6 separate regions of the Homo sapiens genome follow, and regions 1, 2, 3, 4 and 5 are each linked to region 6. A link is a loop called in an ENCODE intact Hi-C map of the cell type or tissue named here. Cell type or tissue: endothelial cell of umbilical vein. All regions are shown on one strand. Region 1 overlaps LOC105374235 (a long non-coding RNA gene). Region 2 holds the start of LOC107986154 (a long non-coding RNA gene). Region 3 has its middle 3.1 kb from the start of LINC02015. Region 4 has its middle 270 kb from the start of LINC02015. Region 5 overlaps LOC105374235 (a long non-coding RNA gene). Region 6 overlaps LOC105374235 (a long non-coding RNA gene).

Region 1 (5,000 bases), 160 kb after region 6:
GGACACAAACAACATTGAAAAAGATTAGACATTACAATTTTCATGATTACTATTATTAGAATTCTTTTTTTTTTAAAGACAGAGTCTCCCTCTGTCACCCAGTCTGGAGTGCGGTGGCATGATATCGGCTCACTGCTACCTCCGCCTCCCAGGTTCAAGCAATTCTCCTGCCTCAGCCTCCTCAGTAGCTGGGACTACAGGCACCCACCACCAGCCCCGGCTAATTTTTGTATTTTTAGTAGAGATGGGCTTTCACCATATTGGCCAGGCTGGTCTCAAACTCCTGACCTTGTGATCCGCCCACCTCAGCCTCCCAGTGCTGGGACTACAGGCGTGAGCCACCACACCCGGCCTAGAATTCTTAAAAGCACTGATGAATAATAGCATCTTACCACTATGCACTTTTTCAGTGAATGAATATTATAATGATTATGAGTGCCCATAAGGCATATTTGAACATAGAAAGATCATTGTTCTGGTTATTTACTGCTGAAAAACAAACTACTCCAAAATTTATCAGCTTAAAACAATTCTCTTATATTGCTCATGATTTTGTTGGATTGAGTATTCAGGAAGACCTCAGCTGGGTGGTATATCTGATCCATGGACCATCCACTGGAACAGCTAGGGCTGGAAGCTCAGCATCCAATTCATGGAAGGGGCTACACAAGGATGTGAATTCCAGGAGGCATGGTTTGTTGAAGCGGGAACATTTGTGGAAACTAGCTCTCACAGTCATTATTTGCGTGGAAGTTGAGGATGACTAGTGAGTTAATTCCTTATACCCCTTTCAGCTCTTGGATTCCATATATCTAATTGGTACTTGCTTAATGAGGAGGAGAATGCTTTTGTTAATACCACTGCCTCTACCACCAGGCATTTTCAATGCTATTTCTGTTGGCACATTTTTATTTCATTCCCAGGAGAGGAAAGCAGCATGCTCTGCCCACTGCAGACACATTTGCCATTTACAAGCCTGTAAGTGTTATTTCACCACTTATTTCTCTCTGTGTATTAGAGTGTGAGTTCTTTCCCTATTTAAAATCAAATACTGTCCTGGATTGCTCCTCCAATATGTCAAATTTTAAAGATGAAAGTCAACTAAGATTTTTGCTATTTGAGTATGTGGCAATAGACATCAGAAACAGATTATGTAGGGAGATGAATGTAATTTTTTTCTTTTTTTTTTTTTTTTTACAAAAAGCTTGAAGGGCTATACTGAAGTGCTCATTATCTAAACATATTGTTAGAGATCAAGTGGTTTCTGTCACAGGGCTTAAACTTCTTTAAATTGCAACCTAATCTGCATAGAAAAAGAAGGTGACTTTTTGTATGACATTGGACTTCAGACCTTGGTCTTTCTGTTTAAGTATACACAAAATTTAAGATTAATCACTTTTTTGCATGGCTTTTCAAATGTGAGAACTCAACTCCCAACTTTCAGACTAAGGAATTTTCAAATTTTGCTCCAGGTATAATAAGTTCTTCTAGCATCCTCCAGGTTCTCAGTTGACTGTTCCAGGTTCTTGATTGTAATATGACAGTGTTTCTCCTTTCGCTTAATGCTTGAGTTGTGTGCTTATGCAGTTTCATATATTTCAGGCATCATCTATTTGTGTTCTTGACCATTGATAATTATCTTATTAATTCTGGTTAGATGTCTTATTTTGGCTAGGGCTGGTGGACAGCCTGTCATATGGCCTCACGGAATATATTCACCACAGCTTCATAACCGTGAATATTCATCATAGCACACATATTTGTGACATTTGAAACTTTTAAGTAAGACACAGATGTTTGAGCAGATTTCTTGATTTATACTCAGCTCACAATTATTGAGTTTAAACATAGTAAATGGTTAACCTCATAGAGTGTCCCCTCCCTGCCCCTGGGAATTCTGAGTAATTCTAGCCAATGCATTTTTTTGAAATTTAATTCAATTCCCATGATAAGTTTAATATCTTGCCTGTGCTGCCACTGAAGATAAAAACTCTTGTCATGCATATATGCATCATATATACCATTTTGGCCTATTTATATTATTTTAGATTTAATTTTTACTACCTTACTGTGATTATGAAGGACAATTAAAGCACCAAATGCGCCCTGTTGGCCCACTTACTTGGTATAATGAAACAAGTATTTATATTTCCCTCCGAAGTGTTTGGATCTACTTTAGAACCACCAGAAATCTTGCTAATTCATGTAGTAGAAAGAGAGGTTGAATGAGTCATGTCAAGTGATCCATGAGATTAATATAGACAAATATGTCATATCCTCATGCATGCAGCTGTGAATGACATATCTACTTTGCCATCTGTAAACTTAATGGACAAAATGTCCCAGTGACTTCTTTAGAGTTCAGAGTAATTCAGTTATCAGCAGGCACATTTCCTGTTGCCTAATACCCAAATCTAATTCCATGGGGAAGCTTTAGTCTGGCTCTTGGAGTAGGTAGAAAAATCTGCTAACCACATTATGCTCTTTCATAACCACATTGAATTGTACTGTTAGCTAACACTGAGTAAATGCAAATGTCGTATACTTTGAGACAATATATGCTTTATATGAATCGATGTTCATTCTTGCTACATTTATATTTTAACTCAGTAGTGAAATTTAACAATGCACAGTAATATAAAAACTATCATTTATTTCTGTGCTTAATAAGATCTGAAATAAACCTTTCTGTAAAGTAACTATATAGCATCTTTAATTTACATTTTATTTATGTTATGTAACATTTGCTATTTTTATAATGAATGTCATATTATTTGCTCCACATTGAAAAATATGTAGCATTTCTTCCAGGAATATCTATTACCTTTCTTACTATCTGTCAAATCAAAATCTTAATTTTTCTGTTGCTTCTTATGTAATTATTTCAATTTACAGAATAAAATTTCTAATTTTTAATACACTTAATTTATATAAGAATTTCAGCTTTACAGAAAAATTGAGAAGATAATACAACAAATAATTTACCTAAACACACACACACAGATACACACTGTACATACACTTTTCTCCTATTATTAATATCTTACATTAGTGTGGGTCATTTGTTATAATTAGTGAACCAATACTGGTATATTATTGTGAATTAAAGTTCATATTTCACATTAAGTCTCCTCTTTGTGTTGTACAATTCTCTGGGTTTTGACTAATGTATAATCTAATTTATCAATAATTGCAGTTATCACCCTGGACTTGTAAGAGCTATTGATCTTGTTATTATCTCTGCAGTTTTAATTTTTCCAGATATTTATATGGTAGTAATCATACAGTGTATAGACTTTCAACAGTTCCTTCTCTTATTTAGCAATAAATATTTAAGGTTTTTCTATTTTTTTTGAGCTTTATACCTCAAAGCTTTTTATTGTTGGATAATATTACATCATATGATGTACCATAATTTGTTTATATTCATTCACATATTAAAATCAACTTGGTTTCTACGAAGTTTTGGCAATTATGAGTAAAGCTGTCATAAACATTCATGTACATATGTTTTCTATTAATTTTGGTATATACCAAGAATATGACTGCAGCCTCATATGATAAGCACATTTAGCTTTGTAAGAAGCTGCCAAACCATCTTCCAAAGTGCCTATGGGATTTTGCGATCCTATCAACAATGAAGAAAAGTTCATGTAGTTCCACATCCTTACTAGTATTACTAGTTAATGTAGCTCCATATTTTTACTAGTACTTGGTGTGCTCAGTGTTTTGGATTTTAGCCATTCTAATAGGTGAGCAGTAGTAACTTGTTTTAATTTACAATTCCCTAATGACATATAGTGTGGAACATCTTTTCATATGTTTATTTGACATGAGCATATATTTGGTGAGGTGTCTATTCAGATGTGTTACCCATTTTTTAATCACCTCATTTCTTTTCTTGCTGTGTTCTTTTTCAATTGTTAATTCTTATGGATACATAGTGGGTGAATGCATTTATGGGGTACATGAGATATTTTGACACAGGCATACAATGTGTAATAATCACCTCAGTGTAAATGAGGTATCCATCACCTCAAGCATTTATCATTCCTTTATGTTACAAACAATCCAGTTGTACTCTTTTCGTTATTTTTAAATGTAAAATAAATTGTTGTGGACTGTAGTCACCCTGTTGTGCTACCACATACTAGATCTTATTTATTTGATCTCATATACTTTTGTATTCATTAACCATCCCCATTTCCCATCCAACCACCCACTACCCTTCTAGCCTCTGGTAACCATCATTGTATTCCTTCCATGAATTCAATTGTTTCAATTTTTAGCTCCCACAAGTAATTGAGAACATGCAAAGTTTGTCTTTCTGTGCCTGGCTTATTTCACTTAACATAATATCCTCCAGTTGCTTCCATGTTGCTGCAAATGACAGGATCTCATTTTTTATGTAACGGAATAGTACTCCATTGTGTATATGTACCACATTTTCTTTATCTATTCATCTGTTGATAAACACTTAAGTTGCTTCCAAATCTTGTTTTTTGTGAGTAGCACTACAATAACCTGAGAGTATGGATTTCAGATTATCTCTTTGATATACTGACTTCGTTCTTTTGAGAATCCTAGCAGTAGGATTGCTGGGACATACAGTACTTCTATTTTTAATTTTTTGTGGAACCTCCATACTGTTATCCATAGTGGTTGTACTAATTTACATTCCCACCAACAGTGTATGAGGATTTTATTTTCTCCACATCCTCACCAGCATTTGTTATTGCCTGTCTTTTGGATAAAAGCCATATTAACTGGGGTGAGATGATATCTCATTGTGGTTTTGATTTGCATTTCTCTAATGATTAATAATGTTGAGCAACTTTTCATATACCTGTTTGCCATTTATATGTCTTCCTTTGAGAAATGTCTTTTCAGATCTTTTGTGCATTTTTAATGAGATTATTGGTTTTTTTTTCCTGTTGAGCAGTTTGAGCTCTTTATTTATTCTGGTTATTAATCCTTTGTCAGATGGATGTTTTACAAAT
Region 2 (5,000 bases), 390 kb after region 6:
ATAGAACTGTTCCCAAAGTTTGAGTTTTAATTAATTTTTTTAAAAACCTTACAAGGTGAAACTTAAATGAATCAATAATGCTAAACAAAGCAGTCTGCATTTCTATTAGTCTGGTTCTGGCTTCTCCTATCTCTTTAAAAAAAATATTTACTGTGCAAACTACAGGCAAAGTGAATTTTCTAAAGGACACCATTTTTAAAGAAACTGAAAAAATGTAAATTTTTCTCTTCTTTCACTTTGAATCTTAATAAGATCAGGTTCATATGATTACTACAAATATGAGAGGGAAAAAAGAATAGACGAAGGGGCAGTGAGGGGAGGAAGAGTTCTAAACCATTTCAGTGGAGTAAAGATCAAGTTCATTTTAATATAATTTTTAATGGTTGTTCAAACTCCTATAATGTACCCACACAAAAGGCTTCAGTTAATGTGTGTGTGTATTTTGAGCAGTTCCCCTCTTCGACCCTCGAGTTTAATTTCCGTCCTTCAAATGAGATGAATGGAGCGTGAAGCAGGTCATATCTCAATGCTGACACATGGGTTGCAGATAGAACTCACAGCCTGGAGAAGCAGCCAGTTTGGAGATTAAATCAAAGCAGCTCTGAATAGATGGGAGGTCAGCCAGGGCCAGCTTTGACATTTGATAGGACCTTGTGATCAATCAGGCCTTTCTTCACTCTTCCAGGCGTCCTTATGACAGTGGCCCTAAAAAAACAGATGGGATATGTTACAAAGTGCAGGAGAAGCACTAGATTGTGAAGGAGATAGGTGTCAATATTATCAAAGGGACAACTGTTATTTGAAGCAGCCAGCAAATGAGAAGGTCCTGCTTTGCTGCAATTGCTCCGCTAAAGTGTGCCTCTCATGATGTGAAATCTGAACCTTGGGAATAGTGAGATAATTTTTTAAACTGATTTTTAAAATTTCTTACCTCCTGTGTAAACTTTGAACATTCCTGATGTCATAAGATTAAATTTTAGCCAACATTCACTCTGTGGATAAACTGTATTTCCAACAAGGTCAAGCTTAGTTTGTGCTGTTTGTTTCTCTGCCTGCTAGGGAAGACATACACACACACACACACACACACACACACACACACATATCCCCCCACAGGACATGATAACCTTTGGAAGAGAAGAATTAAGGGATGTTAATGCAGAGCGCTTGCTGGGCAGGGACCTATGCGTGGTTTCAGGAAATCCCAGTCACGTCTCCAAGAAGGTCATGAAAAATGAATGGCCCCAGAGCACCACTGTGACAGACTGTTTTAGTGAGTGGTAATGGGCCATCTCTAGAATGAAAGGTTGTGTATTTATAACTGTGCAGGCCGCCGGGTATCACACCATTCATTATGCCTGCCTGATTTAAGGGAGATGCCTTTTCCGGGGGTGACATGGGAGCAAATTATTTCCAGGAAGATCACAGCTCTCTTCTCCCCCTCCACCTGCCTCTCTGTATGGCTCACCTCATCCCAGCAGTAAAACACACTCTCATGGTCACAAAAGCACATTCTCTGAATTTTTCTTGTCATAGAGCATTTCACAACTAGAGCTTATCTTACCCCAACTTGTATTGGGATGAGAGAGCTGGAATGAGGGAGCTTGCCTAAGGAGGGCTTAGACGAGGGAGGATACCACATTCTCACTCTGCTGTCTTTCCTCTATCAAGTGTCTTACTGGGAGGCTGTGGACCGATGCCAGGTGACGTGATAGACAGCTACTGGACTAATTTGCAAAGCGAATTTCTGAAGTCAGATTTTTTGCTTGATATGGATTCCATCTTCAGAGAAGGTAGCATCTGATTCACATTTTGTTTCTTGTTTACAGTGGTCTGGCATTAGTTAACTGCAAAATTACTCAACCTCTCAGGACTTTTTCTGATGAGAAATTAACCAATTGCACAAAATTTTGTCTAAGTCATTTTCCAACATGAATGCTTTGGGAATGCTTGAAATTCTAATAAGATAGGCACATGAAACAACCACAAATTCCAACCAGCATATCACATGTTATTAAAATTAATTATTAAGAAAAATTTCAGGAAATGTGTTGATGTAGCTATCTCAATAGAAATATGCAAAGTCTCATATTATAAAAAGAGTATTTAAATCTGTCAGAAGAGTTATCATAAGGTAAGTTGTTTTAAATAAAGGATTTAGATCATTTAAGGAGTTACATAAAAAAATAAGCTTTATATTTCACACTGGTCTGTTGAGGAAAAGATACATATAACATACTTGGTTTTCAACCAAGTTAATTCAGCTGCCACTTTAACATAGCTGTAATACATCAATGGTTAAAATAAGATTTCTACAACCGTGTTTTCATGGTCCGTGTCACAGGCGCTTTTTTGAAGAGATGGTACAGTTATTTTGATGATACTTTCCAGAGGGGTCAAAACACATCTGAGAGACCTTTGGATTATCAAATGTGTGTGTGTATTTAATTTACGCAAATTGTGCCCTGATTCTGGCCCCCAAGAGCTCAGATGTTTGTGAGACTTTAGAGACTATTTACAGAGAGGCACTTTTTTTTCTGAATAATTTTGTCATTGAAATGTGGCAAAAATCTTTCAAAATGGTAATTCTCCCTAGAAAGCTAATCCTTCAAGAGGTTTTTTTTTTTATGTCTCAGAGAAAGCTGTGTGTAATCAAAAGACTCTACAAAATACATGTTGGTTTTAGTCACTCTCTATAATTCCATTTAACTATTGCCAACTCCAAATACAGCCACAATTTTCCTGTATCTTGTGCACATCAGATAAAGAATGCAGAAACAATTGGCAGTTGGCAGTTAAGTAGCCAAAAGAGGAAGGAAAAAAGCTTTGCTAGTGTTTTCCAATTAATTTCTTTTCAAGTGAAAGTTTGAAAAGAAAAAAAAAATAAGAAAACTGGAAATGACCTAAAAACTCTGGTGTGATAAGATAAACTTTGGCCTGACCATCACCCTGTTTGACTGAATACATAGTCTAGGTATGAGAAACATGACCAGGAAAACATGGAATGTATTTTCAACAATTTGTAAAATTATGCTGAAGCTTTAAGAAATATAAAGGATTCGATTTTGAAGAAATTAAGTCTGTTGGAAAATTAGTGAGGGAAGAAAGCAAATAAAAATAAATATTTCATTAATGACTTTGACCACAATTTTATTTTTAAAAATTGTGCTAATGCCAAATTCTTTTTTTAATCTGATTTCTCAAATAGAACAAAGACACTTATTAATATCAGGAATTTCATCATATTTTATATTTCAATTGTCCCTTTTAAATAACCAACAAATGAGTCAATGTTTGTCAGAATGACCCAAATGCATAAAGCATTTAGTGAACACTCTGGCATGTAACAGTTTACCAAACATGCTAGCCCCTGTTTTCCCTTAGCGGAAAACAAACAGTGATAGTCTTGGTCACAGGCATAGCCAGGGAGTTTTTGTTCCACTCCATCCAAATGCCTGTTGAAACCCTCTGATTTCTCTCTTAGAATTCATGTACTCTTGATCCTGAAAAATCAATATAACTGACCACTTCAAGTATCTCCCACATTCTGAATAATGTTTAAGATTGCCCAAAGTTTTCTTAAAGGCAGAGGCTATAACCTGGTGACAGAGTTTATTTCAGATTGGGCATGGACTTCTCTCTTCAAAAATGTCCTGGGCTCACATGTGACAAAAGGGCTTCTCTGGATTCAAAACCCCTCACAGGCTGCATCCAGGAGGATATGAAATGGGCTCGCACAGGTTCTGTTTTGTAACCACTGGGCCATGGAGCGAATCCACTTATCACAGCTTATTAATTCATGCAAAGAGGCACAGGACATCTTCTTTGCCTAAAGTGATTAAGAGCTCAGGATTTCTTGAAGATAGGCAGATCTGGGTTCAAATCTCAGATCCACCTCTCACTGATGTATGACATTGGGCAACTCTCTTTAAAGGAGGAATAATAATGATGCCTAATTCAAACAATTGGTATGAGAATTGTCTAAAATGATGACAGAAAGCAAGTTTCAAAGTTCCTGTTACACATAAGCATCTCATAAAGGTAACATTATTATATATAAATCTAGCCTATCTTTGAGCACTCCAACCTGGGATAATTCCAAGGACCAAGGGAACACCATGCCCTCATGCCATTTTAAGCTATCGTTTTGTAATTAAAGAAAAGAATTAATCAAAAGATCAGTTAAGACAGTGGAGAGGTAGGAGACCAAACTTTATATTTCACGATATTTGAGAAATCAGATTTAAAAAGGAATTTGGCATTAGCACAATTTTTAAAAATAAAATTGTGGTCAAAGTTGGCACTCTTCAAATAGTGACTAAATAGTGACTAAAAGATTCATTGACAATGTCATCCTCTTAAACACAGTGGAATTGCCTTTTCACAAAATGTTGAATAATAGCAATTAGAGCATTATAGCATAGTGTATCCTCTAGAATATGAGTGTATTTTTATCCATTTCTGCATAACAAATTATCTCAACATTTAGAGGCTGAAAATAGCAAACAATTATTTTTCAAAAGTTTCTGTAGCTCACGAATCAGGAGCAGCTTAGCTGTGTCGTTTTGGCACAGATTCTTTCATGGGCTACAATCAAGGTTTTGGCTGAGACTACAGTTATCTCAAGGATATCTGCTTCCAAGCCCATTCACATAGCTATGGGCAGGTCTCAGAAAGTCTATTTTCAAGTCCATTTCCATGGGACTTGCCACAGGGCTGCCTTATGCTTTATAGCATGGCAGCTGGCTTCCCCAGGGTAAGTCATTCAAAAGAGAGTGAGAGAGAGCCTCCAAGATGAAAACTGCAGCCTTTTATAACCTAATCCCTCAATTACTGTCCTATCACTTCCCAGGTATTCTATTTGTTATATGTGAGTCAACAAGCCCAGCCCACACTCAGCAAGAAGGTATTACAAAACGATGTGAATACCAGAAGGCAAGGATCACTAGGAGCCACCTTATAGGCTGCCCACCACAGTGTATCCTCTGGTGCCCAATGAT
Region 3 (5,000 bases), 510 kb after region 6:
GTATTTTATTAATAGTTTGAATGTTAAGTGGCAACCACATTCCAAAAACCCTGAAAAATTCATAATTTCTTTATGGTTTTTAAGAGCTTTGCTTCTTGCCATGATACTTTCAATAGATTTATAAGTGTAAGCAATTCATTTTTTTTTAAAGAAAGTAATGGATATTTATTGATTTCTTAATATGCACTAGGCACCCTATTATAATGTACTCTTTTGTACTAAATCTACAAAAATGAATAAAACATGTCCTTCCCTTGTGTAACTCAAGAGTCTGGGTGATGAGACAGACTCCTACACAGAAAATACAACACAATATCAGGGGTTATAAGACAGTATTTTGTGCAGGATTCTGTGGGGGTAGAAGGAAGGGGCCCTTAACTCCTAAGGAGATTAGGGAAAAGCTTCCTGGGGAAGATGATGCCTGGAACTAGAACTAGAGGGAATCATAGCAGGTTTTTCAAGTTAAAAAAAAAAAAGTTTGCAAAACATTCAAGGCAGTGGGTACTGCATGATTAAATATTCAAAGGCATGAAACAGTCTAAAAGTTTTAGAGCTAAGTAGGTTAAAATGAGGCCGGAGAACAGAGAGAAACCAGGTGATGGAGACCCTGAATGTTACACCTAGGAGCATGAACGTGACTCAACAGGTGTTGCAGGCTGTGAAAGTGGTTCAAGCTTCTAACGCCATAGTTGCCCATTAGTTTCTCTTCTGGTCTAATTTTGCAATTATTTACATAGAAGATCTTTAATATAAACCTTTGTTGAGTTCAAGGCCACATATAAAAATCAGAGAGAATGATAGCGTCAGTGAAACAAGCAATATATAAAAGAAGCAGGAACACTCTCTAGCTTCCTTCATGAGTAAGAATAATTGCCTTAACTGTTTTTGGCACTAAGTCCGTTTTCATATGGCATTCTATTTTCTAGAGTGACTTTGTGACATAGATTAGGCAGATATCATTTTTTCCACTACAGTTGAGAAAGTTGCCACCAAGAGAGAGAAAGTCAGAACAGTAGTAAATGGCAGAAGAAGAAGATGGAACCAGGTCTTTAAGCTGCAGATGCTTTGCTCTTCTCTTTCACTAGGAAATGGAATCTATGTTAATGAAATTCCTTGCCAAATTTAAGAGGTAATTGTTGATAACGAATGCCATAGGTAACATTACCCTGACACACACGTTTTGTAAATTTGTCTAAACTAAGTTTGCTATGTATATGATACTATTAATAATGATTAAAAACTAATAATTTATTGAGCACCAGAAAGTGACTATTTTTCTTCCTTTGTTAGTGTTTTCTTCTACAAATTTTCTTCTAAGAATGGTTTTAGCTACATCTCACAAATATTGATATTTTGTGCTTTTATTATCATTTAGTTCAAAATATTTTCTGACTTCTCTTATAAGTACTTCTTTGATCTATGGGTTATTTGGAAGTGTGTTGTTAATTTCCAAATATATGAAAGTTTCCTTGAGATCATTTTGTTATTGATTCCTAATTCAGTTATACTGCGGTCAGGGAACATACTCTGTAAGATTTTAGTCTTTTCAAATTGATTGAGATTCCTATTAAGGTCCGGAATATGATCTAGGTGAATAGTCCATGAGTACTGGAAGGAATGTGCACTCTGCAATTATCAGGTACAGTGTTCTGTCAATAGTGATTAGGTTCAGGCAGTTGGTGATGTTCAGATATTCTGTATATATAGTCTTCCTCAATTTTTTGTCTGCTTATTCTGTCAATGAGCAGACAAAATTACTGAGAGATTTCTAGAACATCTAACTGAAATTCTAGATTTATATGTATTTTCCTAAAGTTATGCCAGATTTTTACTTCAGGAATTATGAAGTTCTTTTATTTGATGCCTACACATTTAAGAGTTTTATGCCTTACTGATAAATTGGGCCTTTTATTATTCTGAAAGTATCCTCTTTACCTCTGGTAATGATCTTGGTCTGACAATCCACTTTGTCTGATATTAATATAGCCAGGCCAGCTTTCTTATGTTTACTTTTGGCATGGGTTATCTTTTGCCATACTTTTAGTTTTAGTCCATGCTATTGCCCTTACTTGCAGCACCCACTGGGGATGTAGAGAGTTGGAAAGAGTGCTGCTCCATCTTTAATGCAGAAACAACAGCAACGAAGGACATATGTATCATTTCCAATGCTATTTACTCCATTCCACCGTCCTAATTTCATTTTCTTCAGGTGGAAGAACTTCCCTGAGTACTTCTTACAGCTTAATTCTGCTGGTGACAAATTCTCTCACCTTTTGCTTTGTGAAAATGTCCGGTAATGCGGGTCCACTAAAGATGAATTCTGAATTCTCTCAACTTCTGCTTATGTGAAAATGTCTCCACGGCACCTTTAGATTTTATTTTTATTTTTTAATGACAATAAGGAAATAATACATGTGTCAGGTAATGGATGTGCTAAATACCCTGATTTGATTTTACACAATGTACACATGTATCAAAGAGTCACACTGTACCCCATAAATATGTACAATTTCACCTTTATTTTTGAAGGATATTATATTAGTTTCCCATTGCTACCATAAAAAATGACCACAAATTTAACGCCTCAAAACAGCAAAAATTTATTATTGTACAGTTCAGAAATCCAACCTGGGTCTCACTGGGCTAAAATCAATGCGTCAGCAGAGCTGTGTTCTTTCTGGGAGCTCTAGGACAGAATCCATTTCCTTGTCTTTTCAAGCTTCTAGAGGCCACCTGCATTCCTTGGCTCATGGCCATCCTCAAAGCCAACAATGTCACATCTCTCTGACCTTTCTTACATAGTCACGTCTCCCTCTGGCCACAGCTGGGAAAGATTCTCTTCTTTTAAATACCCATGTGATTGTACTTGGCCCACCAAGATAATTCAGAATAAATATATCCATCCCAAAGTCTGCAACCTTAATCACATCTGCAAAAGTCCCCTTTGTCATGTAAGGTAACATATTCACAGGTTCTGGGGATGAGACTATGGTGGACATTTTGAGGGGAGGGGAGGGGGCCATTATTCTGCCTATCACAATATTTAATCAGAGTATAAAATTTAAAGTCACAGATTTTTCCCCTCCTTTCAACACTTTTAAAGTGTTATTTCATTGTATTTAAGTCCCCACTGTCTGAGAAAGCAGCTATCTTTTGTAACACTGCTCTTTCGTACTAATAATTACTTTTCTCTTTAACTTTGGTTTCCAGGAGCTTGAATATGTTATGCCTAGGTGTGGTTTTACTTGTAGCTATCCTTGTGTTCAGCCTCTTGGATTTGTAAGTTGATATGTCCTTTGAAATGTAGGTATTTTTTGGTTTCTACTTCTCAGATACATTTTCTACTCAGTTCTCGTTTGCCCCTTTCTCTGGGATTTCAAATCCACATATCTTGCACCAGTCAATATTGAGACCAGTCACTGAGACCACCACTCTACCTGGCTCCTCCTCCCTGCCCAGTGGCAAGGTGCCCCCAAGGGAGAAAGCAGAGCCCATCGTGGCACTAACTTCTCAGGCTCTCAGTACTACATTGACTGTTTTCCAATGCCTGGAAAAAGTTACCTCATGCATTTTGCTCAGTTTTATAGTTGGTTTTTGGCAGGAGATATGGATTGGTACCAGTTATTCTGTCATGGATGAAAACAGAAGTTGCCAAGAGTAGTTTTTAAAGAACAGTTTATAAGCTGGTCTTACGGTCAGAATAGGAAATCAACTTTTCTCTGACGTTCTTACCGGCGGTTCAAGTCACCCAAGCCATCTTTCCATTTCATAAAATTGACAGGCAATGTCATAGATAAGTGTAGGTTAAGGATTGTTCTAAACATAGTAATTTCATGGCAATAATAGATGAAAGTTTTGCAGATTTGCATACAACTCCAATATCAAAATTTTTTATCTTCTTTTTATTCCAAGGCAAAAGATATTTTTACAAAAATCTCTCATAAACAAATTTAGAGACAACCACAATATTGACACATCTCATCTATAATTTTGTTCCACCAACCGAGCAAAGTATCTGTACTTCTTACTGTAACCAAAAAGACAAATAGATAAAATTCAGTGCTCACATTTCAGATAGCTTACAGATGCAGTAAAAAAAAAAATTACAGAAAGAAATCAACAATATAAAGTGAATTTATCCAATTTACCAAACACCATTACCCTTTCCAGCTACTGTGACCTCTGACTCAACATGCAATTGTTAGGCATCTATTTTTCACAAACCACAATGCTAGGGGCTGTACCTTGTATGTGACTGGATTCTGCCATAGCCAGAGAACAGTCTTTAAAAACAAATCTTAGTTTGGACACTGGTTTCACTGTAACCTAGGAATTTAACCTCCTTGGGCTTTCACTTTTAGCTCTCGTAATATCAGCCTAAACATAACTACCCTGTATGGTTGTGTAAAGTTAAATGCAATAACTTCACACCAGCACCCCCTTTCTACCCACAATCCCCTAGAAGTTATGATTAGGATAATTATCTTCAGTCTGTTACCTATTGAGTTCTAGCATTCCTCTTAAGTGGCTCTTGGGATGGCAGAAGATATAGACACTGTTTAAACCTTTTATCTCTTTATTGTATTCTGGGTTGACACAAATTTTTTAAAAATAGATTCCAGCCTTTTATTTATGTATTTATTTATTGGAAAAGACATTTAAGCTAAGTGCAGTGGAGCACACTTGTAGTCCCAGCTACTCAGGTAAGTGAGGCAGAAGGATCACTTGAGCCCAGGAGTTAGTTGAAAGGTAGCCTGGGCAACATAGTGAGATGCCATCTCAAAAAAGAAAAGGAAAGAAAGGAAATTTCCTACTTTTCTCACTATTATTCATGTCTCTCTAGAAGCAAATACTTGTAGAAAAGTTAGAGATAAGGGATAATAATCTTCTTCCTCTTCGCCTCCGTTTCAGTCTCTCTCACCTCTTTTCTTCATGGATGAGTGAGCTCACAATTCTCCCTTCAACATAGATACTTTACAGGAGCAAAATGAGGAAGTAAA
Region 4 (5,000 bases), 240 kb after region 6:
ATTTTGCAGTTCCTTAGGAAAAAGTGTTAGCCTTCTAAAAAACAGCAGAGTGTGATTGGTCCTGCACCTAGCCCTGGTTCTTGGTGGACTTGGTTTGCTTGCTTATTCTTATCATTCCATCTGTCTGCTTAATCCCCTATCTGTCTCTGCTTCTCTCTTTATGTGGTATATGCCAAAGAGTACTGTTCTTCTGACACATTATCTTCCTCCTAGAATCTGCAAAAAATCACTGATTATCCTTGATTGACTCATTCATGACCTTAGAAGGGACTGGAAAGTCAGTCTCTGCACAGAAGAAATATGCCTGGATATGCAGCGGGGATGGAAACGGGATTCCCATATGTTATTCCTCAAAATTCTCAGAGTTGATCATCCTAATTTAACATTCCCTTTTTCTCACTCCCATTGCTGAGGTGAAAAAAGAAACTTAGTCATCATTACATTAATTCCAAGTGCTTTCTGATCATCTTGCCATTTTAACATGCTTTGTCCCATTTTCTCTCCCACATGGTGAGTTTGAGTCTTCTGAGAGAACTAACAACTTCAGAGCCTTGAAATGTGCATCCACCACACAAAACTATCTGTAAATACATTGTTTGTTTTGAACAAACCTTCTGTTCTTTTTCTATTTGATTAGTAAGAATAATCAAACATCTAAATAAAAATCATTGTCTGTTACCACTGGAGAGTGTCCAATCCAGTCACAGACAGCTTGGAAGGCTGGCAAAAGGCACCATGCATTGTGCTGGGGGACATCCAAGCCGGCATGGAGGGACCTGTGTGCCATCTGCCCTCACCACTTCTGCTCGGATCCCAGTCCTATCATTTTAATCTCATTAGAACAAGATTCTTGTAAAGCCAAGAGATGAGATTTAGCTGCAGCTCCCAATTTCACAAACTAAAGAAAGCCTCACAATGAGGAGACCAGCTTCTTGAAATAGCTTGAACAACCTCTCAGCTCTCAGGTACAAAGCTGTGTCTCAGTACTGCATGTTCAATAAAGGGTGGAGTACCTTTTCTCTGTGATTTACTTTTCCACACCATGAGATTTGGGAGGAGTTGAAACCTTTCAGGTTATAACTGTATGTTCTCCATGCACGGTGCTGGAAGATGTTATGTGTTAATTGTTTGTTGTTTTAGAGCAAAGCAGGCCCACTGAGAAGCTGTCCCTTTAATATTTGTACAGCTGCATTTACCAGGAAGCAAAGTTCATGAGAAAAAAAAAAAAGCTGAAACCCTTTCTTCACAAAATAAAAACACATTATTGACACCCTATTTAATGACAACATTCAACTGTTTTTTTTCCATCTTTATTTCCCCTCTAAGGCCCAGCTTATTGGCTCATTATGTGCCTGGAACATGAAGGATGACAAGGAGATGGAATTCTGGCTCAGCAGTTTGAGAGCCCAGCCCCCAACTTGCTCAGCCCTCCCCCCTCCTCCTCTCTTGCTTTTCTCTTCTCTCTTCCCCCGCTCTCCCGCCTCCTGCTGCAGATCTCTTTCTGCTGCCTGGCAACCGCACCACAGGCAATGTCACACAGGATTGCTTATTACAGCTTCAGAAAAATAAACAGGAGGAGGAAATTTCTTGCTGTTACATTAGAACTATTATGTACAATGTTCCAAAGCCAGGTAATTCCAAGAGTGATATTATAGTAGAATTTTGCACCATGGTGCCTAGGTCTTTCTTGCATAGATAGAGAGAAGGGTGAAGGAAAAATGAAAAGAGAGTTTTTCGATGGCTTTTAGCCAGCAATGTATTTAATACATCCATTTGGTTGGCACAGACTTCGAATATAACTATTTCTGAGCTTTGAGGACTTGAGCAAGAAATGTTACAGTTGTTATTTGAAAAGTGCAATGTGAATATGAAGAGTAAGCTTCTACTGCTTACCATTATTATCTTCACTCATAATTATCGTGTAGATGGTTTTCACTAGACTTAAGGGCATCACGTCTCATATCTGGTAAGGCAGACAAGACCTATCTTTCCTTTAGTATCATTTATTTGCTTACATGAGGGTCTTTTTCTTTCTTTAGACATTCCCTAAATTTATTGCTTCCAGCAGCTGACAATGATTGAGCACATTTTTGTGTCCCCCTACTGGATAAAATGAGCACAAGAGACCTGGTGGCCCTTCCAGGGATCACACTATCACAGAGAAGATTAACAACTAAACAAATCACTAAAATAAACTCTGCTAATGCATAAAATGGAAAAATCTTTTTCCATTTTCTACTCAGGATTCTATGCCTCTCTGCAACAGGAATGGTTCTATATCAGGATTTTTTTTTGTGTCCCATCTGTTTAGCCAGGCAGTGGAAGGAAGCAGGTTTCTTCCTAATTCAGTTTCCTGAGTGTGATATCCAGGGAGCATAAACACTATTTGAAGTGTATCCCTCCAGAAATCTAAACTCATCTTTAACCTGATTGTAAAATACTTCCGAGTTCCAGATCCCTATCCTTGTTGACCTGAGTCGTTGAAAACAGACTGGCCTATTTACTAGGGTAAGTTAACTACAAATCATAACAAAGACTCCATCCTTGACCTCTTCTTGCACATGAGTCAGCTTGAAAGGCATGGGTCCCCAGTGCAAAATCACAGTATGTGAATGTAGGGAATCCTAGGCATAATGGGTGATTGATGTACGTACCCTGACAGGGCAGGGCAGGGCAGGGCAGGGGTGGTGCCAGGGTGTCTAACAGGACTAATTATCGGCAAACAGTAGGTGTTCAAGGTATGGATGAGAGAAGTCAGTGTAGAATCATTTGGTATGACATTGGAATCAGTGACTGTCACCAAGGAAAATTATTGTAAAGAACTACACAACAGTCTCAGATAGCCAAGGTTCCCTGCCCAGAGTTCTGGTTAAGGCTCAATTTTTAGAGTGGAATAAAAAAGAAAGAAGTAATCAGATACCCAGGCAGGCAGACTGGGCCAAACACAGATGGGCTAGATGGGAGGGCCTCAGCCTGATGCCCCTTTCACCAGCCAGGCCAGAATATTCACCTTCAGGACCAAGAAGCACAATCTCACTATCTCTGGCCATGAATGCCCCTGCTCACTCCGAGAATTCAATAGTTTGGAGACTAGATGAGACTTCTGGAAGGCACCCCTTGCTTGTGGTGTACAGGGCATACCAGGCAGATGTTAGAGAGGAGAAGCAAGGCAGGACTACTAGCACTGAGGTCAGGAAGCTCATCCAGGGCACAGGTTTTCATCAGACCCAGATCTGAATCTCAGTTCTGATACTTCATGATTATATGAACTTGGGGAAAATTACTCAAGCTCTCAGAACCTCAGTTTTTTCATCTATAGGCTTTCAATGAATGTCAGTAATAACTGTTTGATTAAAATTACTATTATACTTTAAAGGACCAAAAACCAATTGCAGGGAATCTTTATAATATGAAAGCAAAAATAGGAAGCAATTAAATTGTTCTATCTACATTTATGGGATTGAAACATGATGATAAGTAGAATTAATAACATTAAATGGCATGCTTTCAAGAATTGAAATTGTAGAATATATGTCAAACTCAAAGAATTTTCTTTCTCTATGCCTTCCTTTACCCCAAGCTTGCCTCCCATATCACAATATGTGCACCTGCTGCAAATATTAAGGACTTTGTCTTACAGGCTAAAACTCTTAGGCCAATAATCACACTACGTGACCTGGTAATTGAAAGTTGTGTGGAGCACACACAGAAAGTTTCTATGAGTTAACCATCATAGAAAGCTTTGCTGTATACTGTTATGGTACATTTTTCATACACCTCTAGGAGGTGAAAAACTCTGTGTGTTCCCTCTGTGACCAGCCAGGCAAGTTTAACCTGTCCGTAAACTTTCAAACAGGCAGTTTGCGAAGAATTCCAATTCCATTTAGGGAAATCTCTACTTTCATTCTAAGCCTCATTCGTCCCCCTCTTATTGTCTTCCTGGGCTTCTGGCCTGCTGGACTCTGTCTCTGCTTTCTTGCCTATGCTTTCCACTTGGTTCCAACAATAGAATGTGTTAGGAAGATTCCACTTTCAATTTAAACTCATCCCTACCTTCTCCATGGTTGACAGATTATCTCACATGACTGAGCTGTGGTCTTCAGGAACTTAGCATCAGGCACCTAAGCACCTAAATCTGATTTTCCATTAGTGGTAAATCAGGCAGGCATGTATCTATTTTTCTCAAAGTTATGAAAGAAATTACAAAACCCCATAGCCCAGTATTTTTCAGAGGAGTTGAAGGAGCAGCTGCATCAAAGTCACCTAGGGGCTTATTAACAAATCAGGATTTAGAACCCAATCCTGGCTTTACTAGCCAGCTCCCCCAGGCAATTGTTATAAACATTAAAGTTTGAAGCTCATTGCCATAATCTCTTGAAGATTTGGACCAAAAAAACCCTTAAAAGTGAATAAGTGACAATATAAATCCAGTTTTTCAGTAACAGTTTTTTTTTTTGTTGTTTTAATCCCATCTAGCCAGACTTTTAGGAAGGGTTTCTGTGTAAGAATATAGATCTATCCTTTTTAAAGTTAGCAGACCATTGACATAAAAACAAAATAAAGCAAAACAAAGAGATTCATGAAGGGTAACAAACAAGACACATAATATATTAAATTATCCTATTTACTAAGGACTCCTAACCAGTCATCCATTTATTCAACAAATACTATTAAGCGGCTATTTTATGTCCTAGGTGCTGAAAGCATCGGACCTTAGTCTAAGCAAAACAAAGTCAGCCTTCTCACTGAGGTTCCATTCTGGTGGGGGAGGCAGGCAATGGATAACTTAAAAAATAAGTATTTTCAGGTAGTAATAAGTGCCTTGAAAAAGAGTGAAGCAGCACTGGAGATAAGGCAGGAAAAGCTGTTTTGGAGGGAGAAAGGGATGGGGAAAATCCTCTGAAAGATGTGAAAGAGGATCCGTACGGAGATAAGAGGAAAGAGTATTCCAGGCAAAGAAAGCAATGAGTGACAGGCCATGAGGCCGAGACTGCACTGGT
Region 5 (5,000 bases), 71 kb after region 6:
TGGAATATATGAGGCAAAAGAGAAAACCTCGATAATTTATCACCATTTCTATCTTTGTCAGCTCAGGCTGCTGTAACAGAATATTATAAACGGGGTGGCTTAAACAACAAACATTTATTTCCCATGGTTCTGAAGACTGAACGCCTGAGATCAAGATGTCAGCACAGTTGGGTTCTTGCTGAATGCCTGCTTCCTGGTTGACAGGTGGCTGCTTTCTCCCTGCATCTTCACATGGCTGAGAGCAGAGAGAAAAAGCAAGCTCTTTTATGTCTCTTCTTAGAAGGGCACTAATCCTATCATGACAGTTCCACCTTCATGATCTCATAACCACTCAAAGTTCTCATCTCCAAATACTATCAAGTTGGGGATTAGTTAATAATATATGAAATTGGGACGTGAGGGGCACAAACATTCAGTCCATAGCAATTTCTGTCCTCTGGTCCTGAGGTGCCTAGATAAGCTGTCTTCTTCCTTCTACCTTTCAGATTCCTTTTAAGTTTCTTTCATATGTAACACCCAGGGTACTTAATTGTACTTAGCAGGATAAAAATGGAAAAGTCTATCTATTCTATCTTCCCAGAGTTGAAAGTTCCAATTTATGTGTGTGTATTTGCCATTTGTATGGCAAATGTTTGGTGAAATGTTCAAATCTTTTGTCCAATTTTTAATTTATTAATGTTCCATTGTTTGTTGTTTGAGAATTCATTATATAGTCTGAATACAAGTTCTTTGTCTTATATATGCTAGAAAATTTTCTCTCACTTTTTTCATTCTCTTAAGAGTACTTTTTGAATAGCAGAAGTTTTATGTGTTGATGAAATTCAATTTTCAATTTGTTTTTTATGTATCATACTTTTGGTGTTGTATTAAATAAATCGTTGCCTAATTTAAGTTCAGGCTAATTTTGTCTTTTTCACAGAAGCTTTATAGTTTTAGGTTTTGCACATAGATCTATTATCTATTTTGAGTTTACTTTTTGATATGGTGTGAGTTACAAGTTGAGTTTCATTATTTCATATTGATACCCAAGTAGTCCAGCACTATATCTATTTCCATTTTGTCAAGTCAGTTGCCCAGAAATGTCAGTCTACTTCTGAACTCTCAATTCTGTTTCATTAATCTCTTTTTCTATCTTGTTGCCAATACTACACTATTTTTTATTACCATACTTTATAATAAATTTTGAAATCAGTTGTTACACAGTCAACATTGTTCTGTTTTTCAAAATTGCCTTGACTATTCTCTGTCGTTCATATTTTCATATGAAATTTAGAATTAAATTGTCTATAATTTTAGTTACCACTTGTGTTTATATACATAAACAGACACACATGCATATACAAAAAATATACAATCACAAAAAAAGAGACATTTAGTTTATATTTACCATTAATCTAAAATTGTTTCTTTGTTTACTATTGCAACTTGAATTCGACTCTTCTTTTCTGGGTTTATTTTCCTTTTTACAGATATAAGTCTTTTAGCAGTTTTTCTGTGACAGTCTATTTTTTATAAAATATCCTAGTACTTAAATAACAGAATATGTTTTTATTCATTCTCAAAATATATATTTGCTTTTCATAGAATTTGATGTTGATGGCTAATTTTAATTAGCATTTTGAAGATATTTTTCACTTTTTTTTTGGAGATGTTTGTTACAGGCAGGAAGTCTACTTAATCCTGTATCATCAGAGTCTAGAACCCACACAGCAATTTGAATAGGAAATATTTAATATATAGAATCCTTAACTACCACAGAAAATGGAAATATCAAATAATTGAATGGTGAGAAGGAAAGCAGAATATAAAAAGTATGGGAATCACAAAAATAAGACAGATTCATGAATGCTGGGGCTGAGATAAGCACTCAACAAAGAGACATCCCTTTACCCCCAGGGTTGAGATCCAGACTTTGTTGAAATGGGCACACTAATGACTCACTGTATGACAGATGTTTTGGTGGTGCCATGCTGATAGAACTTGCCAGAAATTCACCCTCTAAGATGCAGAAGAAAGCTGCCTATGGGGAGTTACAGCATCAGAGACACTCTGCTACGAACCATCTGTATAGTAAAGATTTAATTTTACCAAAGAGAAGTCTAGCCTTTGCCCTTGGCTTATGGGACGCATTCTCTAAAATTTGGAATGTCCTGCCTGAAGAAAGTATCTTACCACATTCGATAGTCTTACAATGTGATTTATAGTAGAAACTTTGGGCCATGTGGTATCAGCTTGACTTCTGGAGGAGCTAAAAATGAAGGTGGTTAACTATGTCTCTGTTACTGAGCTCCAATAAAATATGTGGACACAAAGGCTTGGGTGAACTTTCCTGGTTGGCAATTTTCCCAGCATATTTGTACGTATCATTGCTGGAAGGAGTTAACATGGACATAACTTCACTGGGAAATGACAACTGGAAACTCTGATTCATGTATCGCTTCCCTTGGCTGATTTTAATCTATATTATTTTGCTGTTGTACACCATGTATTAGTCCACTCAGGCTTCTGTAAGAGAAAGCCATAAACTGTGTGGCTTAGAGACAATAAAAATTTATTTCTCACAGTTTTGGTGGCTGGGAAGTTCAAGATCAAAGGACTGTCATATTCAGTGACTGGTGAGGGCTCAATCACTGGGTCATAGATGGAGGACTATCTTCTCACCATGTCCTCACAAGCTGGAAGGGGTGAGGGATCTCTCTAGGGTCTCTTTTATAATGGCACTAATCCACTCAGGAGGGCTCTATCTACTTCATAACCTAATCACATTCCAAATTCTGTACCTCCTAATACCATCACATTTAGAGATCAGGATTTCTACATATGAATTATAGGGGGACAAACAAACATTTAGTTGATAGCAAATCATAATTAGTGTAACAACTTTCAGTGAGTTTTATGAGTCCTTGTAGTGAATTATAAAACTAATGGTAGTATTGGAGACTTCCAAACTTGCAATTGGTGTAAAAAATAAAGGTGGTCTTGTAAATTGTTCCCTGATTTTGCACCACCCAAGAGGGATGCCAAAAGAAGCTGCTGGCTGCTGGGTGCTGCTGACAACTGGATACTGCAGGAGCTGGGTGCTGGTGAAGCCATCTGTAACACAGAAACCCAGTAGTGGAGAAGCTGCCTTCATTGCATTGCAAAACCTAGGATCCAGGCAGTGAAGCTGTAGTTGTTGCAGGAGTCATGTTCTGGTGAAGTAACCTGTGTTTGTAGCAGTAGCTGGGCATGTACTGCCTGATGGGAGAGTACACGGAACTCAGAATGAAAACCTCTACTTTTTGCTGTCTCTCCAGTATCCCTTACTGACAAATTTTAGCATCATTCCAGTGGACAAAGGAAAAAATGTAAAGGGTCAATCTATGTTTTTGCATAGCAGATAATACAGGGTAAATTTGAAGCTGAGCAACTATGAACAGATAGCTATCATTGTAAGATTTTAATTTCTGTCTAGGGTATGCATCTGTTTTCTTTGATGAGTTTTAAGTTTTTTAAAAAACAGTCTACTGTTTTACTATAAAGTTTACTGTTTTACTATAATGTTTCTAGGCTCCTTCTCATTCCTACCTTCTTTCCTTCTTTCCTTCTTTTCTTTCTTGTTGACGCTTGGTTGGCACATGACAGGAAGTTCAATCTAAGGATACATGCTTTCATTTAACTCAAAAAATACATAGGCATTATCCTTTTACTTCAATCTTATTCTTTCTATTTATTTCTTCTAGGACTGCTATTAGAAGGATTTAAAGTTTCTCTATCTTCAATGTCTCTTAAGTTTGCATTTATTTTTTCTAATTTCTTAATCTCTCTGTGATACATTTTGAAAATTTTTCTCAGTTCTTGATTCCAAGTACATTTTTTTCTTCCTATGAGCTAGTCTACTATATGTAGTCGAGTGATACTTTTATGACTATTCTTAATTGAACTTTGAATTGGTTCATTTTTAAACCACCTACTCATATTTATACATCTAATTTTGTTGTCTTGAATGTCAGTCCTTATTCGCCCATTAGAGATTTTAAAAATACAGTACATTCACTTTTTGGTTTAAGCTTGTCAGATTATTGCTGTGGAATGTTTGTAGAGCATTTTTCTTTCTTATATGCTCCATTATTTTTGTTTTAGTATTGAGTTTAAAATACAATTTTTTAAATGTTGAAACTTCCTTCAAGATAATTACTGATGTGCTTCAATCTTGACTCATGGAAGCTGATGTTGTGAACAAGCTCTTATTATTGTTTAAAATTTAGTTTGAACCTCCAATTGCAAGTGTAGAGCAGTATTTTTCAATCTTCTTTTTTCCCCCATAGACAAATCAACTTATTTGAATTCATGTGGGAAACTCCACTAATCAAATATCTAAACTGTCTTTATGAAGAAGATAATGCAGTTAAGATTATTTTCCACTTTACTTTTTCATCTTATCTCTAGCAAATTCTAAATTCACATCCTCCCATGCATCACAGTTCTAAGGAAGAAAGCTTGTGAACTATCATCTAAAGATTCTTGCATATTTCGTAAAAAAAAGTTTACTAAATATGTATATATGTTTAGTATATTGACATAACTGAAACATTCTGAAATCCCTGGATGACAGGCATCACATTGAAATATGTGCAGAGAATTATTCCTAGAGAATCATTTCAAGACAGGCAATTTTTCAGATGTAAAGTGTGCAATTTAAAATTAAGTGTTGAGGGGCTAGATGTGCACAGATATTTACAGAAGATTTTACATATGATATTATAGAAGAGTTTCTAGGAGATGTTAATGAAGCCTCATTTCTCAGTGTTACATATTAGACAAGGAAGAATTGCAGAAAAAAATTATTAGTTGCCAAAATGGTGTGACCAAAATATTTAACTAAAAAATTAAGCTTTATTGAATCTATTACATTGATATGTTTTCCCATTGCTGCTTTGTGTGAACATTGTATAAATAATTCTGCAGTCTGTTTAGTTAGAAAAGCTGATGGTAAACATGTACTATTATATAACCTCAGG
Region 6 (5,000 bases):
AGACCCACACTGGGTAGGCCTTAAGTTGATTCCTTAATTCACATATTTATTTACTTCATTAAACATTCATTCATTTTTTAAAGCACCATTTTGTGCAAGGCCCATAGGCGAGTTGGCTTTCACCTAGGTCCAGAATAGCCTATTTGCTGCACACTTGGTTCCCTTAGGCCCATCCTGCTCTTAGGGACAAATCAGGCACAGTACTCTCTCTACAGAGGTCTTCTCTGAATTCTTCTCAGCACAATGTTCCCGAAATGCTCAATCAGAGCTGACATGCAAGAAGCAAAAATGACCACCTCTGACCTAGTCAGTAATGGCAATAATATCTGAACAGCTATTGAGCCGCTGTGCTAGGCATTTCATGTAGTTTAGTTCAATTAATCTTCACAATAATCCTAACAATGTAGGTACTATTATCATATCTTTCTGGCAAATAAGGAAATTGAGCTCAGCAGAGTTAAATAGCTGGACTACAGTCACACTGCTAGTTAATGGTATAGCTGAGATTGAGCCCACGCAGTTTGAATCTAGAGACAGTACACTGGGAGGTAGTGCTGAGAAAGTTTTTTAGATCCAAGAGTATCAACAGAAATACCTACTAGTTCATATACAGGTGGCGCTGGTGAAAATGCAGTTGGCTTAAAAATCTTGAGTTCCACTTTCAACTCTGACATTCAAAACTGCGTGTTTCTTAAAAATTACAGTGGTAATGAATTACCTCTATCATGAGTTTTAAGAAACTCTTGAGTGATATGAAATAAATCAGATAGTACATAAAAGAGAGTTATTATAGTGAATAATATGTAATGGAAACTCAATACACATGAAGTTGCTCTCTTTTTTTCCTAAAGTCATAGGGGATGAATGGAGGTTTCTTATCTTTCTCTTCCTTCTAACTCTTAGTTTAGTAAACAAACTTTTTCTCCTTCTGGACATTTTTTTGGGAATAGAGTTTTTGCTCCTTGTTGGGATAATGGGAAAGAGGCTACATTGTAGAAGATGGCAATAAGATTTGTCATCTTTGTAGGAAAATCCACAATCACTACGATGGATTTTTTCCTATTTTGTGTAAAAGACTTGATACTTGTAAAATATATATTCTTCTGGAGTGAGTAGAAGCTGATGTTTTTGTCTGCCATTTACATTTTACTGTAAATTGAAACTTCTGTGAGATTATCTTTTGGAGGTCAAGATTAGAATGCATTGTTTATTATTAAGAACTTAGGTGGTATTAATATGAAAGAAAAGGATAGAAAGTATAAATGGAGAGTCAAAATAAACACATCACCCACTTCTGGTCATGCCTGATATGGTCCTGCATCCATAGCTGCCTAATCTGAAGATGCAAATAAATGATTCCAAAATATACATGTATGTATGATAGACAACAACCTCGGTGCATGGATATGAATGGCATGGCATTTTATGGTTGGAGAGACAGAAAGAGGACGCTCAGTCTAGGGTTCTATTTAAGTGAAATATACTTCAAAATTACGCCTCATTTTGAGTCTGACATCATTTTCAAAGGTTAGCTGCCTACTGCCAAGCTTCTGGAACAGCCTTGGGGTATACCTATGGGAAATGACTTAATACTGGTAATCATTCCTTTATCTCATCAAGACCAATTTATAACCCAGTGGTTTAGGAGTTCTTCTAAAGGCTAGTTTCAAACCCAGTAAATATGAAAGTTGTTTATGAAAGAAAAACTTCCTACCATACAAACCATCATTAATCATAAGCCTTGCCCAAGTAGTGAAGAGGTGAAGTCAATGAGGAATACTCAGTGCTGAAGGAAGGGTGGGAAATAGGGCTTAAAATGAGACAACATGAGTTCAGATGCCAGTTTTGCTATTTCACATCAGTGTGAAGCCTATATTATTTAACTCCCCTGAACATTTATTTGTTTAAAAAAAAGGGATATCTATGCTTTTTTTCCTGGATGGTTGAGAAACCTAAATTAGAAGAGTATGTGAACGTGCTTGGTATACTAAGATGACATGTTCTGACCCTGTCAGCTAAATATACTTGGAATTTTCTGCTCTATTCCAGAGGCATCTGGTATAGAAGTACTCTATCAGACACTTCTATAATCTCTTTATGACCTGGTGGCTTTCTAGGAAAGGGGTCTTTATCTGGCAGCTGAATTCAGAAAGCTTGTGACTGGTGCTAGTACCTTAAAGTGATGTTTTCACAGAGCACCATGAAGCTCAAGTTCCATGTCTGGTGTCCCTTTTCCTTGTGATTAGGACCACCACTCATGGTCAGTGAGAAACTTGGTGGTTCTTCTATCACTTATCTTCCTAGTAGGAGAAGCTATATTATGCAATGAAGATGCTGAACTGGAATTCAGGAAATTCAAGTTGCAAATTATAGACAGCCTTCTGGATCTTTAATTGTTTACTAATAAGCTGTGGAATAGGGAGGAATGGTGGCAAAAAAATGTTCTCCTATCTAATTTGTCACTCCCTGACTCTCTTTCTTATTCAATCTTGATGCCTTTTGACCTTCATAACTCCCCACCTTTCTACCTTTCTTGATATGTCTAAAAAAAAATTGGACAATTTTTCTTCTGTGTTTTATTTAAGACCTTGACTTCCTTTAGAGAAAGATCATGATGTAAATGTGAAATAGAATGTTATGCCTTCTCAGCCCATCTTGTTCCAAAAATATTATACTGTGGCTAAGACTATATAGTCTCTTCACATTTTTTCCCGTGATGCCGTATATGAAAATACAATTATTTATTTTAATTATGTATTCAAGTAAAAGAATGCTCCTCTAAATGAGTACTCCCCTAATGAGAATGAATGGAGTTTTAAAAACAAATCTTTTCCATGCCAGTTATCATGCTGTTTTCCTTTGTTGGTGATATTCAACATTTTCTACTCTAGAGGCCAGTATAACGTTAAAAATGAAAATCTTTTTTCTTCCATGATAAGATCTTAAAAACAAAGTCCTTAAAACAAATCTCACATAAAACAGAAAAAAAGAAATCTCTAACCACAGAAAAGTACTTGTAAAATGAAGATAATCCAAAACAGAAAGTCCAGGGAGAATTAAACAATGATTGAGGTTGGTAGATGAATTAGGGGCACAAAATATTTCTTCAAAGTTATCTAATCTGGGGAACAACAATATATAACCAGTAGAATGTTGGAAATAATACAAGAAAAATGCAAAACAAAAGAAAGCCATCATGAAGTATCAGATAGAGTGGGAACAAATATTTATATGCAGATTCTAGAAGTGCTTCTATCATGCTTAAATGACAGTGATAGGAAAATAAAGAAAGGAAATACCTGTCTCTACATTTGGGGTATCTACACTTTATAAAAAATCACTGGTCTATTAAAATCCATATTCAACCCCTACCTTTTCATGCTTAGCTAATTACCTTGCCTCTTTCATCTAGAAAACCAAGGTCATAGCTATAATATCCTCCAAATCTTTCTTACATGTAACTCCACAAGCTAGTTTATATCTGCCATCAAATTCATTGCCTTCCTCTCAGTACCAGAAGAAAGGATGCCTCACTTTTTGTTTAAATCCAAACCCTGACCATGTCTGAGGCCACATCTCCTCTCACTCCTGCCAAGATTTGCTCCATTAGATATTCTGCTTCTTCAACTAATATCTTTCATTTTCCCCCACTCTCACCTCCCCACCCCTGTTCATTCTCCTCAGCCAATCCACCCTCACCTCCCCACCCGTTCATTCTCCTCAGCCAATAAACATGTTTGAACATTTCTTACCCCAAAAAGGGAAAAGAAACAAACAAACAAACAAATACTGTGTTTGCGTCTTGATTAAGCAACTGTTCGATCTCTCTGCTCTGTTCCTCCAAATCTCTGACAAGAACAGTCTATAATTTCTTCTAATTCACTCTTCAGTTTATTTCAGTCTAATGTTTGGCCTTACCACTCCTCTGAACCTTGCCTTGCTGAGTCACCGATAACCTTCTAAATGACCAATCCATGGATATTTTTAAATCCTTGATTTATAGGACTTTTCGTTGCACTTGCCACGGCAATTAAATCATTTATCTTGAACTTCCTAATCCCCTTTCTTTGGTGTCATTTTATTCTCCTTCTGTCTATACACTGGTAGTCTTCTTGGACTACTGTTCATCACCTGACACTTTATTTATGATAACCCACATATTGATCTTATATTTGAAAGTCTTCAGTAGCTCCCCATCACCATCAGATAAAACCAAACTCCTTAGCATGGGACAGCAGGCATTCCATAAACTGGCACCTTGCCTAAAGCAATACTTGAGCATAAAATTATAAATGTTTGTAAAACTAATATATTTTATATATATATAGCAGTAAATAAAAAGAGTTCTAAGATTTTAATGTTTGCAACTAATCTGAGTCTTTATGTTTCCGTGTGCTTATTCAAGTTTGGACCAGGCATCACAGTTTTTTTCTTGGAGAAATTAAGACTCTGAATGTTTGATTGGTATAATGTCATAAAATATAGCTATAGTGAATCAGTCTAGTCTACTCTCTTAATATAAGAAATGCTGTATTTTTGGCAGGGCGTGGTGGCTCACACCTGTAATCCCAGCACTTTGGGAAGCCAAGGCAGGCAGATCACGAGATCAGGGGTTCGAGACCAGCCTGACCAACATAATGAAACCCCATCTCTACTAAAAGTACAAAAATTAGCCGGGCGTGGTGGTGGGTGCCTGTAATCGCAGCTACTCAGGAGGCTGAGGCAGGACAATCGCTTGAACCTGGGAGTGGAGGTTGCAGTGAGCAGAGATCACCCACTGCACTCCAGCTTGGGTGACAGAGCGAGACTCCGTCTCAAAAAAAAAAAAAAAAAAAGCTATATTTTTGTCTATGGGTCTTTTGGGAGGTACTTACCTCCTATAACAACATATGACTAAGTTTTGGGTGTGGAATCTCTTTTTTGTCATTATCATGATAGTCCAAGTATTTTCTTGAAAAATAAAAGACTAACAATGTTGCATTTATTGAGCCTTACATTTG

The links. Hi-C counts contacts between places; a loop is a spot of excess contacts. Peaks named below come from ENCODE experiments on the same cell type or tissue, not always from the same donor. Only the 100,000 strongest peaks of a DNase experiment are listed, where the experiment ranks them.
Region 1: it touches region 6 in a loop (4-fold over the local background); 3 of 110 quality-filtered maps call a loop at or near these places.
Region 2: a loop joins it to region 6, with 6 times the contacts of the local background. A loop is called at or near these places in 2 of 110 quality-filtered maps.
Region 3: a loop joins it to region 6, with 2.4 times the contacts of the local background. A loop is called at or near these places in 10 of 110 quality-filtered maps.
Region 4: a loop joins it to region 6, with 6 times the contacts of the local background. A loop is called at or near these places in 15 of 110 quality-filtered maps.
Region 5: it touches region 6 in a loop (2.9-fold over the local background); 2 of 110 quality-filtered maps call a loop at or near these places.

Annotation. Positions count from the first base shown.
Region 1 is chr3:178,168,194-178,173,193 of GRCh38, reverse strand. The region is part of intron 10 of LOC105374235 (a long non-coding RNA gene); the gene reads left to right. Among named protein-coding and RNA genes, the nearest start is that of LINC01014, 250 kb to the left of the region's middle. In endothelial cell of umbilical vein, no CTCF peak of the experiment used is centred here; a DNase peak (open chromatin) is centred at 2,323; H3K27ac peaks cover 2,405 bases.
Region 2 is chr3:177,930,895-177,935,894 of GRCh38, reverse strand. It overlaps LOC107986154 (a long non-coding RNA gene), which reads left to right and starts at 1,603. Exons shown (of 3, transcript XR_001741024.2): 1 at 1,603-1,793. In endothelial cell of umbilical vein, no CTCF peak of the experiment used is centred here; DNase peaks (open chromatin) are centred at 2,814 and 3,344; H3K27ac peaks cover 1,987 bases.
Region 3 is chr3:177,811,273-177,816,272 of GRCh38, reverse strand. No RefSeq gene overlaps it. Among named protein-coding and RNA genes, the nearest start is that of LINC02015, 3.1 kb to the left of the region's middle. In endothelial cell of umbilical vein, no CTCF peak of the experiment used is centred here; a DNase peak (open chromatin) is centred at 2,762.
Region 4 is chr3:178,081,513-178,086,512 of GRCh38, reverse strand. No RefSeq gene overlaps it. Among named protein-coding and RNA genes, the nearest start is that of LINC02015, 270 kb to the right of the region's middle. RefSeq lists a silencer at 1,338-1,632 and an enhancer at 1,338-1,632. In endothelial cell of umbilical vein, a CTCF peak has its summit at 2,108; DNase peaks (open chromatin) are centred at 1,402 and 2,522; H3K27ac peaks cover 2,216 bases.
Region 5 is chr3:178,252,904-178,257,903 of GRCh38, reverse strand. All of the region lies in intron 2 of LOC105374235 (a long non-coding RNA gene), which reads left to right. Among named protein-coding and RNA genes, the nearest start is that of LINC01014, 160 kb to the left of the region's middle. In endothelial cell of umbilical vein, no CTCF peak of the experiment used is centred here; a DNase peak (open chromatin) is centred at 2,403; H3K27ac peaks cover 921 bases.
Region 6 is chr3:178,323,495-178,328,494 of GRCh38, reverse strand. All of the region lies in intron 2 of LOC105374235 (a long non-coding RNA gene), which reads left to right. Among named protein-coding and RNA genes, the nearest start is that of LINC01014, 93 kb to the left of the region's middle. In endothelial cell of umbilical vein, a CTCF peak has its summit at 2,875; a DNase peak (open chromatin) is centred at 3,024; H3K27ac peaks cover 482 bases.